Linked DNA regions of Mus musculus: region 2 is linked to region 1. Evidence: chromatin loops called from intact Hi-C (ENCODE). Cell type or tissue: left cerebral cortex. All regions are shown on one strand.

What was found. Hi-C counts contacts between places; a loop is a spot of excess contacts. Peaks named below come from ENCODE experiments on the same cell type or tissue, not always from the same donor. Only the 100,000 strongest peaks of a DNase experiment are listed, where the experiment ranks them.
Region 2: it touches region 1 in a loop (2.4-fold over the local background); 10 of 42 quality-filtered maps call a loop at or near these places.

What each region holds. Positions count from the first base shown.
Region 1 is chr10:86,701,716-86,709,715 of GRCm38, forward strand. Hsp90b1 (heat shock protein 90, beta (Grp94), member 1) reads right to left here and starts at 3,729. Exons shown (of 18, transcript NM_011631.1): 1 at 3,592-3,729; 2 at 2,579-2,681; 3 at 1,745-1,886; 4 at 1,194-1,310; 5 at 1-313. The coding sequence starts at 3,640. It overlaps Ttc41 (tetratricopeptide repeat domain 41), which reads left to right and starts at 4,096. Exons shown (of 16, transcript NM_001003910.2): 1 at 4,096-4,302. In left cerebral cortex, no CTCF peak of the experiment used is centred here; a DNase peak (open chromatin) is centred at 4,051; H3K4me3 peaks cover 3,356 bases; H3K27ac peaks cover 2,673 bases.
Region 2 is chr10:86,820,272-86,828,271 of GRCm38, forward strand. It overlaps Nt5dc3 (5'-nucleotidase domain containing 3), which reads left to right. Exons shown (of 14, transcript NM_175331.3): 8 at 397-499; 9 at 639-740; 10 at 2,793-2,874; 11 at 3,916-4,002; 12 at 4,884-5,024. Among named protein-coding and RNA genes, the nearest start is that of Nt5dc3, 45 kb to the left of the region's middle. In left cerebral cortex, a CTCF peak has its summit at 4,043 (motif pointing right); a DNase peak (open chromatin) is centred at 871; H3K27ac peaks cover 89 bases.

The DNA of each region.
Region 1 (8,000 bases):
CTAGTGTGTTTCCTCTTGGGTCAGCAATTACAGAGAATTCATTGGAGTCTGATTCCCAGATGTGCTGGGTATCATTGTTGTGTTTCGATGTGACAATGACCTTATCTGCTACAAGGAAGGCAGAATAAAAACCGACACCAAACTGGCCAATCAGTTCAGAGGTTGACTGACCATCTTCTTGAGCTTCTGTCATTTTGTTTAAAAACTCGCTTGTTCCAGATTTGGCTATGGTGCCGAGATTTTTAACCAACTCCTCTCTAGTCATTCCTACACCCGTGTCTGTGACATGCAGCAGGTTTTTCTCTTTGTCACACTAAAAGCAAGACAAGAACCAGACAGTTAGATCTTCTTCACATTCACATGATGCCAAAAGCCAGGTTCCATATAAAGAAATATAGAAACCAGCTTGGACCACATCAACTTTAGATAGTGATGCACTACCCTACAGTCTATGTTATGGCATTTTTCAAAACCATACCTAAAAAGCATGTTTTTTGTATTTTTATATAAATCCAGCATAAGTAAAAAAAAAAAAAAAAAAAAAAAAACAAAACAAAACCTGGTATAAATGTCAAAGAACAGACACTAACCCAAATAACATACTTTTGAAGATAAACCTTAGGAAACCTCTTATTTCACAGAAATTAAAAGGGATTTTGGGATCTGTGATTATTAATGTTCTTCACTAAATAGTCCTAGCTGTCTTCAAGAACCTGGTAGGACTGTGCATCCATTTACAGGCCACATGATTATTTCTGCCCAGTGAAGGTGCAAGTGGAAGTTGAGTGTGACTTTCAGGCTGAGCCTTTAATTGGTGTGCGACCCTTTGCACCATGGCAACCAGAGACACTCCAGATGGCTGCTCAGTCAGCCTGTGGAACGATTTAAGCTGAGGTCTTGGCTACCTTTTCCTAAAGGGCTAGGTAGTATCTATTTTTGGCTTTAGGAGCCATAAGGCCCTATCAGTAATTACTGCCACTCTAGACAAAAGAATTTGTACTATAAAACTAGGTACAGCTGTTCACTAATAACCCTAATGAAAACAAGCAAAGTCAGTTTGACTCAAGGCAGTCTGCACACTTCCATGCTAACCCACTGTGACTAGGAAGTTACTGTTCACACCAGAATGACCTACTGCGGAGTGCCTGGGTTCCCAGGATTCGTTTTAAAAAGGAAAGTTATTTTAAGCTTACCTTAATCTTGACCGTTAACTCCTCATTTCCAGCGAGTGCATTTTCATCAGTTAGGGAGATGAGCCTTATCTTGTCTAAAGCATCAGAAGCATTTGAAATCAGTTCTCTCAGGAAAATCTAAAAAGAAGCCAGATTTAATGAGTTGCGATTGACCCCTAAGCATGGTAAGATGTTGGTTCTTATCCACTCCTCTCAGTTCTCCTCGGAATCGTGAAGACACTCTTCAAGGAACCAAGCCTTTTATGGTGCAAGAGATGGCTTTACTCTCTTCATAAAAAAGGAGGTGTGGCTCTATAACACTATGTGACAACTACAAGGGATATCTGAAGTGGTGGGAACAGGAATACCTCTCCCACCCTCCCTCAGGGGTACAGTTGTGTGACTTCATCCGTCGGTAGGTCATGACCTTATTCTGAGCTGACACGAAAGACCAGGACAATGTCCACTCCCTTCCTGCCCCAATATGGACCAATAAGAATTCTCATTCCGAATTTAATTCCTAATTTCTAATGGAAGGATCCAAACTGCTGTCCCAACCATGTAACACTTACCTCTTTATTTTTATACAAAGAATTGATGATAAGTTTCATCATCCTGTTCACTTCAGCTTGGAAGGCGAACTTTTCAGATTTTTCTCTAAGTTCTCTTATCTGTGATGCGTTTAACCCATCCAACTGAATAGCTTCTTCCTCTCTAAGGAAATCAAATTAGATAAGCAAATACTCAGCTTCATTTTTCTCAGTCTCTAGTCAGGACACAGACTGGCCTCTGCAGACCTTCTTGTTAAAAGAGCACTCACATACCAGCTCACTCTCATCACAGAATGGGCTGTGCTTAATGCTCGGCTGGAAATAGTTCCTAAAATTCCCAGAAAAATACATCTGGCTTCCCTCTACTGAAAAGCAAGTCATGACTTGTGTACGCTTGCACAGTGAACACTTTAGTACCGTCACTAATTCCTAGAAGGCCAAAATTGAAAATATACCTCACCGATTGAAAAGCCCTTTTCTTAAAAGTTAAAGGCATAAAAGTTCTATTTTTCATAGTACTAACTTCACACAGACAAAACCAATCAAGTGTCCTGTCAGGTCTTAGAAAGTTGGAAGCACAAGCTGAGTGGGCTACATCACCACTGGTTTTCTGGTTTTAGATGCTGAGGCTTATCCCTAGCACTTTCCTTCCTGAATCAGCAGTCACTCCCAGGAGCAGACTGCTAGGAGCTTTTGCCTGCAGATAAATGGGCACTCCTAAGATCTTCTCTGGTTATTTTGTATCATTAGCAACATTTTGGGCACTGGACCTTGTAATCTGAATGGAGAAACACCAACAGCCACTCTGCCCCACTAACTTGCAGAGCTTATCAACATAGCTTCAAATGCACCGACCTCTGCACAACTTCATCATCTGTCCTTGAGCCTTCTCGGCTTTTACCCAGGTCCTCTTCCACTGTGCCATCCACGTCGACTTCATCATCAGCTCTGACGAACCCTGGGGAGAAAGGTTACAACTCTCCACACTATTGCTTCCTCTCCTTCGCATAAAAAGCCATATCAACGGGGGCAAGAGTTAACACAATTCAGTAAGTAAATACAAGCTGTTGAGATGGAAGAATTATGTACTGACGTCAATAACCAATGTCAAGGTAAGTTTGCACGCTAAAGTTTAAATATGAATGCTCAAGACCCCCGTTGACTCTGGAAGGCCAGGCAGCCATCACGTGTGTCTATCCTAGGCAGTGAGAGAGGCCCCCGTCTACACCCACACGTGTTGCGCACAGCTGAGAGGAGGTCTCTACACTGGCCAAGCCAAAACTTGGGCCTCACTTAGTTATCACAGGTCAGAATGCAAACAGGGTTTGTGCAACTTCTGTTGAGGGGAACTGAAATCCGGCCCAAAGGGGAAGACATGTCAAGGACAGCTCTTGAAGCACATCGGAATCAGATATTGGGCCACCGCCACGACGCTGGCCCGAGGGCCCACGCTCGCGAGTCGGGCGTTAGAAAACAGAAACGCGCTCCGGGAGTAGAGGGCAGGGGCTGGGGGTCCTCAGGCTCTGGTGGCCAAAGGTCGGACCTGATCACAAAAGTCCTTAGGGAGGGGTTCCAGGAAGGCTTCCCCCGGGAGTAGAGTCCGAGAGACCGCGCCCCGTCAGCGAGACTTCGGGGAGCGCTCTAGCACCATCCGCAGGGTATTTATTTAAATGCCCGGTCTCCAAGTCGCCTTTTCCCAGAGGCCTCAGGGAAAGCATCATCACCCAAGTCTCCTTCGAGGGAACGAGATGGTCCCTGAAACCCCTGTAGGCCACCCGGCGTCCCCAACCCAGGTTCAACGCCCCAAGAACGTTCGAGAAGCGGCCACACAGGAAGGGGAGGGCGCCCACTGCCGCCCGGTCACTCACCGAAGGTCAGCAGGACACAGCAGAGGCCCAACACCCACAGGACCCTCATGGTGCGTGGCCGGCGAGTCGCAAGTCCTTTTCGGTCTCAGGAGCCGCCTCCACCCCCCCAATCCCGAGTCTAAGCTCCTCACACCTCCAGCAGCGCGGTCCGCCCACTAAGCCGCGCGCAGGTCGGGCCGCTTTTCACCCCACTGCTTGCGGGCGGGGGACGGGAAACACGAACTCACCAATCGTGCCTCACCACGCACTCTCTGCACCCAATGGAGACGCATGGGGGGGGACCGCAGCCCGCCAATCGGAACTGTCCAGGTGCGGTGCCCGATGCCCGAAGCGTGGCTCCTTGCGATTGGGCTTGTCCAGCGGCTTTCCTCCAATCAGATGGCTCCGCGGGCCCTCACACACCGGGCCACCCTTTGGCCTGGGAAGCCTTGGTCCCTGAGGAAAACCGTCCAATGAACGTAGGCGCATAGCACGTCTGTCCATTCCTAGAGGTCCCGGGGAACCACTTCCGGCTTCTAGCGAACGTTTAGTCCGTGACTAGGGGAAACGGTAGCCAAGACAATGCGTCCTTTACCCTTTTCTCGTCTACGACGCGGGTCACGTTACGAGTCCTTTCAGCGCTACGTTCGCCGTCACCTTTCTTTTGGGCGTTTCTTTTCGCAAAAGAGAAATTTGTGAGGGGTTGAATATCCGGAATGCGTTTGGATGGTGGTGAGAAACTACAGTTTCCGGCATGCAACGCACTAATCTCATGAATGCTGGGAATTGTAGTCTCTGGCATCTAAGCCAGTTGCGTAGCTTGGCCCTTGCTTACTCCAATCTTGTGTCCGCGGGAAATGTCTCTGAGTGATTATAGGATTTCCACCTCATTCAGATTGCAGAATAGATCTGTGCTTGTTCTAGGACTCTAATGCACACAGTTTTCAGAGGCGGACCTGAAAAGCAGCCCCGCGTAGCCCTAGTCTCACCGTGTCAGAGGGTCAGCCCTGGATTCTGGGCTGGTGGTAGCACCCGGGTTTCCACGTCCGCTTTCTTGCGCGTCACTCAGGGTCCCTAGAGCCTTCAGTTACACTTGGCGTTGCGCTGCTCGCATTTCCTGTCCTCTCTGGTTTGGTTTGCAGTAGAGGGTGGCAGGGGCTCTCCAACCCCGAAGGAAACAAGGACCCAAGTTCCTTTGACATCCCCATAAATATCAAAGAATGACTGGGCAATCTAGAGCCTCTTTTGTGAATCAGCCAGAGAGCGCGGTGGTGAAGTCCAGGCTAGCATAGAACAGGAAAGAACTTATGCAGATACTTGAAAGCAAAAGCCGCAGAGCTTGCAAAACAGCCTGGATTGTGGCTTTGTAACTTCATAGAAACACCTTTCCGCCTTCCGAAAGATAGCAAAAGAGGCTCTTTCTGGTGAGGGAAGTCCCTAAGGCCAGCTTGTACGTTCCGAAATGTTTTCTAAGCTCTTTAGCCTCATTTTAACCAATTTTCCACCAGCACGCTTGCCTGCCTCTAACACATCCATTCCATCACCGCTTTCTCCAAGAAAATTCGAGTTGTTTTTTTTTTTTAGGCAATCCAGGTTCCCGAAGGCAAGCTTTTCAGTGACAATGTCATAGTCCCTTTGACAACTTCAAGAATTTAGACTTGTAGAACTTGAATCTGTGGTTTGGTGTTTACATAATGTGGTGATGGCTTATTTACATCTGTCTGATTTACCTACATTTGCCAAAGCATACAGAAATGTAAGACGAAGGCCTTATGCCTCTGTGCTTGTGTTTGTTGTTTAGAGCATACCAGGATCTTATTTATTTGTGCTTTTGGAAAAAGATGGCCATTTCTGCGTATGACAGCCCATCATCCACTTTCTTTCTTTCTTACTCTCTTTCTTTCTTTCTTTCTTTCTTTCTTCCTTTCTTTTTTTTTTTTATCGAGCAAGTAAGCAAGTATTGTGAAACTGTGACTGCATCTTAACTGGCCAGTGGGAGGTAGATCGGGCTGCACCTGGGAGGAACTGAGAATGAGATTTGTCCTCCAAAATAAAGCTGGTGGGTTTTTGGTTTTGTTCTTTTTTTTTTTTTTTTTTTTGGGGGGGGGGGGTAGAAGTTTCTGCAGATGATGGTCCCCAGATAGAAAGGAGAGAGAGAGAGAATCAGAGAGAGAGAATCTACTTCCAGACTGGCAGAAGATGGTCAGTCCTTATCTGACTTGCTGGCCAAGCTCCCTGGAAAATACATGGCTTTCAGCTGAGGAGAGATGGCTTAGTGGATAAAATGATTGCCCCACTTGAACTATGACCGGAATTAGGGTTTTCAGCACTCACATAACATTAGATACTGGTCTAACCCATGCTGGGGGTAGGGTGGTTTTGCTAGAGACAGATATGGCTCCCTGGCCAGACAGCATAGCCAAGATGACAAACTCCAGGTTCACTAAGAGGATAGAGGAACACACACACACACACACACACACACACACATGTTTCTTGAATTCCTAGTGTTTTCCCGTGTTCCCTTCTTCAGACTTTGACCAGTCACTGATCTCTAGGGTCAGTCTGCTCTGTCTTTCCCTCAGCACTGATCCTCCATAGGGTTATTAAGCTCCCCACCTTTGAATCTGATTCTCTTGCTTCCTAGTGAGCTACCCTGTGGGTGCTGGGAACTGACCCCTGATTATCTGCAAGAGCAAATGTTCTTATCCACTGAGCCATTTCTCCAAGGATGCTTTAAAAAAAAAGTTTTAATTTTTATTGGTTTAGACATGGTCTTTTTGTATGTATCCCTGGGTGTCTTGGACCTTACTTTGTAGGCCAGGCTGGCCTCCTCTTGCCTCTGCCTCCCAAATGCTGAGACTAAAGGGGTGGGCTGCCACTCCCAGCTAGTTTCTCTCTCTCTCTCTCTCTCTCTCTCTCTCTCTCTCTCTCTCTCTCTAACACTATGTTTATGACCACTACTGGCAATGGCTACTTTACTTGTGGTTTTTGTCATACTTCTTGAGTAAAGGAGTATGACAAAAGGCATATGCTTCTTAGGCAAAGGAGATGCAGTTAGGGGTAGGAATAGCTCTCTTCATAGCCAGGTTTAATCCAGCCATGGGGAGACCAAGAAAGGAAAGCCCTTGGCATTTGGGATCATTAAAGAATTGAGGCATGGAGTGGATACCAAGGTGGAACACGATTGATTTGTGCCCTCCCTCCACCCACTATCTCTCCTCTATTAATACAACAAGTGCAGGATCTACTATGTGATGTGTATTATGTATGCTAGGGGCTGGAATTTCACTGGTGAACAATGAAGATATGGCCCTTTTACCCACAGACCATGAGGAGGTAATTAATAGTGGAGGCATGCTGTAAGTAAATTTATTTATCTATTTATCTATTTATTTATTTTGGAGACAAGATCTTGCTAGCTAGCCTGGGCTGACCTGGGCTGTAGCCCAGGTTAGCCTCCAACTCTGGGTGCTCCTGAGTGTTAGAACTACAGGAATGTGCTTGTACACTTGGATATAAGTGCAAGTTCAGGATGTAACCTGAGTAACAACAGTAGAATGTCACAGAAGAGAACTGTGGAACCCAGATGGGGACATTCTTGACCTTGATAAGGGTGAGTGAGTGCTTAAAGCTCTTCAAGCTGCACACTTAAAGGGGGTGAACCTTCTAACATTTAACACTTGAATCCCTTTTTGGGTTGTTTTTTCTTTTTACAATGTTTTTCTTAGACAGTTTCATGTGTGTGTATGATGCATTTTGAGCTACATAGCTCCCATTACTACTGAACCCAACAGATTGCCTTCTGTCATGTCTTCAGAACGTATTTTGATGTGCATATGAAACCTCAAACTCAAGTAACCCAACAGCAGCTGCTACTCTGAAACAAAATATTAAAAAACATTTCAGAAAGAATCGAGAGGCAGCCAGTTATGTCTACTATTGTTAGTGTTGTTCCTCGCTCATTAGGATGGCCCAGCAATAGGACAAAGAAACAATGGGGACACATTTTAGCAAAATTGCTGGACCTAGTGATGCATGCCTTTAATCCCAGCAGTTGGGAAGCAGAGGCAGGCTGATCTATGAGTTGGACGACAGCCTGATCTACAGAGTAAGTTCCAGACAGCTAGGCTATACAGAGAAATCCTGTCTCAAAAACAAACAAACAAAAGCAAAAGACCAAGAGAGAGAGAATTTGATTGAAGTTCCTTATTTTGTAATTTTTTTGGCAATTATTATTTATGTATCCCAGATACCCGGTACCTTAGTTTATTTAATGTCTCAAACAAATATGAGAATCTGGTAAGTTATTTAAGATGAACCTATAAAAATTAAGTCTTGCTCTCATCTTGTAAAAACATAAAAATTGAAACAAGAACGTCATTTGTATTAATTAATATGTGGGAATTAACAAAGACATAATTCCAGTG
Region 2 (8,000 bases), 120 kb after region 1:
GTATGACAGCATTCTCTGTGTTGGTATGTGGGTATTTAAACATCTCACCCCGGGGGCTGAGCAGGGACCACAGGCGTTTCCTGAGGGTTGTTAAAGGCCCCTGATCCTGGCAGTGTAGATGTCTGCTTTCTGTTCTAGAACTTGGTGTCTGTCAGTCTAAGAAGGGATGGCAGCTGTACCATATGATCCTTCCCTTCAATGGGGTGTGGGGGTGGGAGGGGTGGTCTCTTGTTTCCTGTGCCCTGGGCATTCACATACTTTTCAGAATCAACCTTCCCGGGGACCAGAGTTTCCCCACTGTGCCTAGGACACTGCTTACCCCAGGTGCCCATCTCGTAAGTACCTGCAGAGGACCTGATTCCATCCTGAGTGTGTGAATGTCTTTCTCATCCATAGAAAAGTACATCTGTTATGCTGATCAGACCCGTGCAGTGTTGGCTAAACTGGCTGCCCACGGCAAGAAGATGTTCCTCATTACCAATAGCCCAAGTAGCTTTGTGTAAGTTCTGTCTTCCCTCACCAGCTGGTGGCTCGTGGGTCAAGTGCCATTCGTCTTAGTAGCTGGAAAGAAATAGTTTGCAAGAAAATAAAAACAGTTCATCCCTTTGATGTCAGCTCACCTGGCTGCCTTGTTCCAGAGACAAAGGGATGCGGTACATCGTGGGGAAGGACTGGCGAGACCTGTTCGATGTGGTCATAGTTCAGGCCGAGAAACCCAACTTCTTCAATGACAAGCGGAGGTGAGGGCCGATCTATTGGGGCACTTGACTGTACTTGTGAACACAGGCATAGCATGTCATAGTGAGAGCCAGTCACAGGATCACAAGCATCGGAGATGTGTAGCCTGTCTAACACTTAACTTCAGGAACAGCGGGATGGGCACATAGCAGACAGTGTTCTCAGTTGAGTGTGGGCTGCTGCAGTTCTGAGTCAGGCTTTAGAAACTGAGACTACAATGGAGAACAAGGATTAATACCACACAGCAAAGTAGGCATGGGCTCCGGGTGCCTCGGGGGGTGTAAGGAACACCACCAATGCCAGACTGCCTGGTGGCAGCTCTTAGAACAGCTAATTGGTGCATTTCAAATTGCAGTTGGATTTTGCAGAGTTCTCTGCATCCCAGTACACGTCTCAGCCGTGTCTTATATAAGGTCCTCCTGCCTCTGGAGTTTTGGGAAGGGGGAGGGAAGAGGTCAGGACCAGTGCAAGAGTATTAAAGTGTCCTCTCCCCTGGGTTCAGACTAGGTGGCCAACTCCTAGAGGCCCACATAGTTGAAGATCCTTACTATAGATAGCATTCTAGGAATTGCTCTGTCTGTCTATGGCTCAGTTTGGGAAGGGTTTTCCCAAACCTTCCCCGATCTGTAGCTGGTGACCTAGATCTGTGGGTAGTTCCAGGGATCCTAATGCGCCTGTGTCTGAAGTTAGGGCAGCATGTGTACCATTGGGGTGCTAAGTTCTCAGAGTCACCGTGACTCTGGGAGGAAGAGGCAAGCTCAAGACCCAAGCATAGAGAAAGAGACTGAGTCTTGAGTGTGGTCAGAAGCTACACGCTGGCCATGTTGCCTCTAGCGCCCTCACCAAGTTCCTGCAAAGCCTGGGCCTCCCTTTACCCAGACTCTTCTGAACGGTTTATCCGAGGTGGAGGGGTCGGGCCTGGGCTCTTCCTGGGAGGGACTCAGCCTAGCACTGGTTCCTCCCCACTTCTTTTTTCTGGATGTTTGGAACATTGGCTGAGACATTCCCTTTCCTCTGTTGTTTATTGAAGCCAACAGTTGAGGATGGCTCATTACTCAGAACATCCATGTGAGGGAATGTTACACAGCCACTAAAGATGCCAAACTTGGCTATAAGCAAAAGTCGCCAGCATATCTTACTGCTAATGTGTTTCAGACTACGATGTCACAGGAGAGGCTGCTGACAGGATCAAAGGAAGAGAGATATAAATAAAAGTGTACAAAATGATCTTCATGTTCCTCAGAAAAGGGAAAGTGGGTTCTGATACCTACAGTGAGTTTCTATTTCTGTGATTGGAGAAACAACCCCAAAAGATGCTCTGAGTCCCTCTGGCTATGCCCTGGGGTGAGGGACTGGACGGCTCTGCTCCCAGCCTATCAGAGCTACTGCTCCTGCCTCTACCTGGCATTTGACCCAGGATGCCAGAGTTCCTCCCATAATGTCTGCAGGCAGCAGTGTTCCTGCAGTCTTCGCCCTGGGAAGCAGATTCTTGCTGCCCTGCCAGATGTCTTAGGGCAGCAGGTCGTGACCTTTCACACAGAGTCACATATCAGATATCTACTTTAAGATTCATAACAGTAACAAAATAACAGTTATGAAGTAGCGATAAAAAGGATTTTATGGTTGAGAGTCACTACAGTATTAAAGAGTAGCAGCAGCATTAGGAAGGTTGAGGACTGCGGTCCTTGGGAAACCTGACTAAAGGGCTTGTGCTTGCCAGGGGTGGTTGGCCCTTAGGATTATTTTTTTCTTGTTTTCCTGTGTGTAGTGGGTCTGTAATGGGGCCTGCATAGTGTGGAATGGGGTGACCTGGGCCAGGGGATGCAGTGTGGCTGTATAGTGTGGAATGGGGAGGGTGACCTGGGCCAGGGGATGCAGTGTGGCTGTGTCGTGTGGGATGGGGAGGGTGACCTGGGCCAGGGGATGCAGTGGGGTTTGGAGTTCAAGAGCTAGATCCTTTCTGCTCTCAGTGACTCCCCACTTAGTATCTTGGGCAGCAGAGAGCTCTCACTGTTACCATCTATTCTTGTAACATTTCCCTTTTCTGTTGCTAGGCCTTTCCGAAAGGTGAATGAGAAAGGTGTCCTACTCTGGGATAAAATCCACAAGCTGCAGAAAGGCCAGATTTACAAGCAGGTATCCACGCCTTCCCCAGTGTCTTCCTGTTGCTTTGCTTTGTGGTCCCAGGTTGTGGGTACTGGGACTGGCCAGGTGCTTGGAACAGCTGGACCCCTTGACTGACAGATTATAACTTCAGAGTAACTCAAAGCTGACTGTTAAAAAATATAAATATCATTTAAAACATTACTCTCTATAAAATGTAAAGTGTCAATAGTAAACCTCAGAGATGTCTCTTTGAGGAGCATTAATCTTGGTTTATTATTCATCCAATGTATTTCCAGATGAGAAAGATTTCATGTGCAGTTTTAAATACCTGGGCATGGAATAAGGCTGTCAGGAGCTAGAACCATGGCTGGTCATTTTAATGATGCCAGAGCTGTTTTCTTGACTGAACATTCTTGGTGGGTTTGTAATGGCCTGCTGGATTTAGCAGTGAGTGTATTCTCTAAGCCATAAAAAATTAGTTTTAATTCAGACATTTTACTTCTAACAAGTCGGAAGATTTAGACGTGACTCAGAACTTTCTGCGAGACTGTTTACAAAATAGGTGACGCTGTGAATGTTCACCATCAGGGAACTGGCAGGAGAAATCAACTGTGTTAATTATAATAAAATTAGAAGGCATTTGTATAGAATAACGATCTCGGCATGTTTAGTTAGTGTAGAGATAAGTGCAGAGGGGCTTATGTAATCTGAACTGTTCTTTTTGTTGTTTTTGAGACTGTCTCACTATGTCGTCCTTGCCAGCCTGGAATACGTAGATCAGGCTGGCCTTGAACTCACAGAGATCCTCCGCCTGACTCTGCCTCCTGAATGCAGGGATTAAAGTCGAACACCATCAGCATGCCTGACAGTGACATTTTTTTCAGAGTACATTTGGCATCAAAGAAAAGTCTGAAAGATTTTTCCAAGAGTGTGCTTTTAGCTTTATTTGTTGATATTTAAAATAAACCATAAGAGTTAAAAACAATTTTCCAAGTTTTAAAGCAGGTATCGTAGACTGTAGGCTCCTGAGTTTCTGACCTGTAATTGATCTGCACCCCTCTTCTGTTGCAGGGCAATTTGTATGAATTTTTGAAGCTCACTGGATGGAGAGGATCCAAAGTACTGTATTTTGGTGACCACATCTACAGCGATCTGGCGGTGAGGAGCCCTTTTCCCCAGTGGGGGGCGCTGTTTTTTAGAAACTCAGAGTGGCTCACGGTTTTGAAAGTCTCCCTTTTACAAAACAGGAGACATTAGAGTTGTGAAAAAATAGTTTTGTTTTTCTCTTTGAGATGATGGAAATTAGAAATGTATTCAAAGATTTAGTCAGAAACATTTCAATAGAACTATTGAAAGCACTATGATACGCTAAATGCCAGGGGGCTTTCTTTCCCTTTTATCAATGTCAGAAAACTTCCGGAGTGTGCCCGAATGCTCCCAGCTTCTTAGCCTGGTCCTGGTGGGTGTGCCCCAGAGGTCTGGGGAGTGCTGCAGTATTTATTGAATAAAGGATATTCCCTACACATGTGTAATGCTAGGGTTGAGGCCAGGACCTATTGCAGCCAGGCAGATGCTGTACCGCTGCTCTCCTTTCCTGGTCCTCTTATAAGTCTGCTTCTCATGGAAAACTTGACCTAGGATTCCAGGGGCCCCTCACTCAGTTTGAATGAGGACCATTCAGAGCATTTGAGTTGAGCCTGACCCTGATCTCACAGACCATGTTGTGTTTTGTTTTTCCCCACAGACCGTGTTTAGTGGTTCCAATCCCCCCTCCCCCATACCTCTCCCTCCCCCTTTCTGAAGCAGCTGTGAATCACAGCCATTATTTCCAGAACAGGAACTTTCTCTGGGTGACATGGTCAAAGCCCGGGGCCAGTTTGGTTCTAATTAAGTGTAATTCATCGAATTCAACTTGGTTAATGACTGACCATTACAATGAGGGAGTGATTGAGTAGCTCCCTCCCTGGTCTGGGAAAGGTAGCGCGGTGTTGAGTTCCGCGGGGACTGAGGGAGCGCCTGCCCTGTGATTTCTGTGTCAGGATCTGACCCTCAAGCACGGCTGGCGCACTGGAGCGATCATCCCCGAGCTCCGTTCCGAGCTCAGGATCATGAACACGGAGCAGTACATCCAGACCATGACCTGGCTGCAGACCTTGACGGGGCTCCTGGAGCAGATGCAGGTTGGCTGTGGTTCTTGTTTTGTTTTCTCTCATTTTTTTCCCCTTTAAGCCTGAAGATAATTGCGGATCAAAAGATGTCCTGAGTTTTGTGTGTAATTATGAAGTGTAAGGTTTAAGTTGTTCTCAGCAGAGTGTAGATCTGCCCGTGGTTATTTTGTTTGTTTGTCCTTTCTCCTTGATGGGACCCTTAAGAATGTTCCTGAGAGCCATCAAGAGCTTCTGCAGAGTCTTAAAGGTGGACGCTATTTTTGTGCTATTGTTGGTGAAAATTGGCTCATTGGGCCCCACTGTTATGCTTGTCCGCCCTCCTTGCCTTTAGATTACCAGAGGACTTTCCTGCACTGGCCTCATTTTCCCCAGAAGGATCTTTTGGAATGCGATCCTAGGTACCAAAGAGTCGCAGAGCCAGCTGAGATCCTGGGTCAGCCTCTAGTGGCAATGTGATCAGTGATTAGCTGTTTTCTCAACTTCAGTGATAATTCATGCAGCCAGCATGGGGCGGTTAAGACAGGAGCATTTGTTAGGCTCACTTCTTAGGCCAGGATGTCGCCCCTCTCAATACCTGTGACAGCTGTTCAGCTGTTCCCACCCCATCTCATGAGTCACCTGTATTCTCTCTTTATTCTGCCCTACCTACCATGCTGTGCGAGTGAGTCAAGACTTTAGATTGAGTGGTACAGACAGTCACTCTTGGCTGGCACACCTGCAGCTCTGGTCATGGCCAGCTGCCCACAGCTTCTCCTGCCAAGCTTTGAGGAGAGGCAGGGCAGGCCAGGCCAGGCCAAGTCCTCTCTCCCAGGGTATACATTCCAGCACATGGGGCCCCGCACGTCCTCCAGGTTGGGTTCTGGTAGGCTCTCGAGACCTTGGCTCTTGACTCTTCTGACAAGAGGGTTTGTTTTGCCTTCTTTACTGTGTGTGCTGTGAGATGATTTTCTAAAAATACCGGATGTCAAGTCTGGGCTAATGCAGCTGAGCCTGTGTCCGTGTCACATGCTGGCGTGGTGGTGGTAGCTGTTCCTTCTGTGGCCGCCATTGTGCCAAAGGCTTGCGCAGTGCACAGCAGTCCCTTGGTGCTGGCAGCTGTCCTGTGTGCAGGTGCAACCTTGCCATCTGAGAACCAGGCTGCAGGGTTTTGAGAGCATAAAATGATGTAGAGAGGTTCAACTTTAGGCTGTGTGATGCCTAAGTCTGGGCTTTGCTGCGCCACTTGGAAGTGCTTGCTCCCTTAGGGGTTGTCAGGCGGAGCTGAGCGTCTGTGATAGTCTTACGTATGGGCTCTCTTTCTGTGTTTTGAGTTAAGCTGCCTATGGTTAAGTAGTCCAGAAATAGGAAAGGGGAAAATTTGGAACCAAACAATTTGTAAGTTGGAAGTAATATTTACAGAATATTGTTAAAGCTCCTGCTTTATTATTAGGTATTGATTCCTTATTTTGTGTCTTATTTATAAATCGATCTTTGGTATAGGTATGCACAGATAAGAAAAACAGTGTATATATAGGGTTTGATGGTGCCCACGATTTTAGGTTATAAGGGTTTGGGGACGTGCCCTGAGGATAAGGAAGGTGGCTTCTGCCTGACCTGCACCCTTTCTGTGACTGTGCATCTGATCAGACTCACAAGTGACCTGCATGTCATGGCTGTAGTGACCGAGTGGCACATGGCTCTGGAAACAGGTTTTGTTTATTTTCCTTTCTGGCCTATGGAAAATGCTTGATGGCTAAGAGAATAGGTAGCCTTGGTTAAGAGAATGGGTAGCCTTGACAATATTTCTGTGACATATGGAATGAATTACACAAGACTTGGTTAGGGAAGTAAGAAAGGGGAAATAGCACGTATATTTCTACCCTGGTTTTATAGGAGAGAAAACTGAGGCTGAGAGAGAAAGTAACTTTTCATTATAGAGTAGTCTGTAGTATGAAGCCATGTAGCTGTGAAGTCTGACTGACTGAAGGTTAGACCCTTGTGCTCATTTCCTCCTCTCGGCTCTCTGGGACAAGCCTGAGATCACAGCCTGCACATGTCCATCCAGAGATTCCCTGAGCCCAGTAGAGAAATCCCTGATGCTGGCCTCACTCTGGTGTTCGGCCCTCTGGTCTTCACCTGCCTGGTCCCCTCAAGCTCTGGTGCATTGACGCCCTCATTGGTACCACATTTCAAGGGGTGGGCTGTCAGATGAGTGTCTTTTCTCACTGCCCGGCCCTCAGCACCACAGCCCCAGTCTGGAAAATTCCATTATCTAGAGCGCTCCTGTGGTGGTTAGTTTCAGAGAATGTATCCCATTATTAAGAAAACATGTCCTGGGAGATTGGGTTTAATTTGAGGAAGAGCAGCAGAGTCATTTGGAGTTAAGCCTGACGAGTTACGCAGAAGAGTAGAAGTCTCTCCTTGGTCGTGAAGTACGTTTAAAATGGGTGTGGCTGCTGCTAGGAGAGCTGGTGACTTGTGGGCCTTTGCAGGAGGCCGCTCAGACCGCATACGGGCGGCAAATTTCTTTAAAGGCCAGGAAGCGGATATTATAGGGTGTGTGGGCTCTGGACTATGTCATAAGCACTCAGTGTTTCTCAGTACAGCCATTAAGTAATAATAAATATTTCTAGGCAGTGGTGGTGCATGCCTTTTATCCTAGCACTTAAGAGGCAGAGGCAGAGGCTGGTGGGTTTCTGTGAGTTCGAGGCCAGCTTGGTATACAGAATGAGTTCCAGAATAACCAAAGCTACCCAGAGAAACCCAAACCCAAGACCAAACCAACACCAACATCAACACCAACTGAACAAAAAGTACTATTGTGACTAATAACTTAGACCCAAGTACTTTAAATAGGCTTGATACTTGAGGATTGTTTGACAGTGTCCCTTGTAGAGAAGGGATGGCACACGAGGGTAGGTTTTCTCTCATGGGGACAAGCACATTTGATGCTGGTGCCGTGGGTTCTGGTGAGGAGATTGCTGGTGCGATGCAGTGATGGAGAAAGCC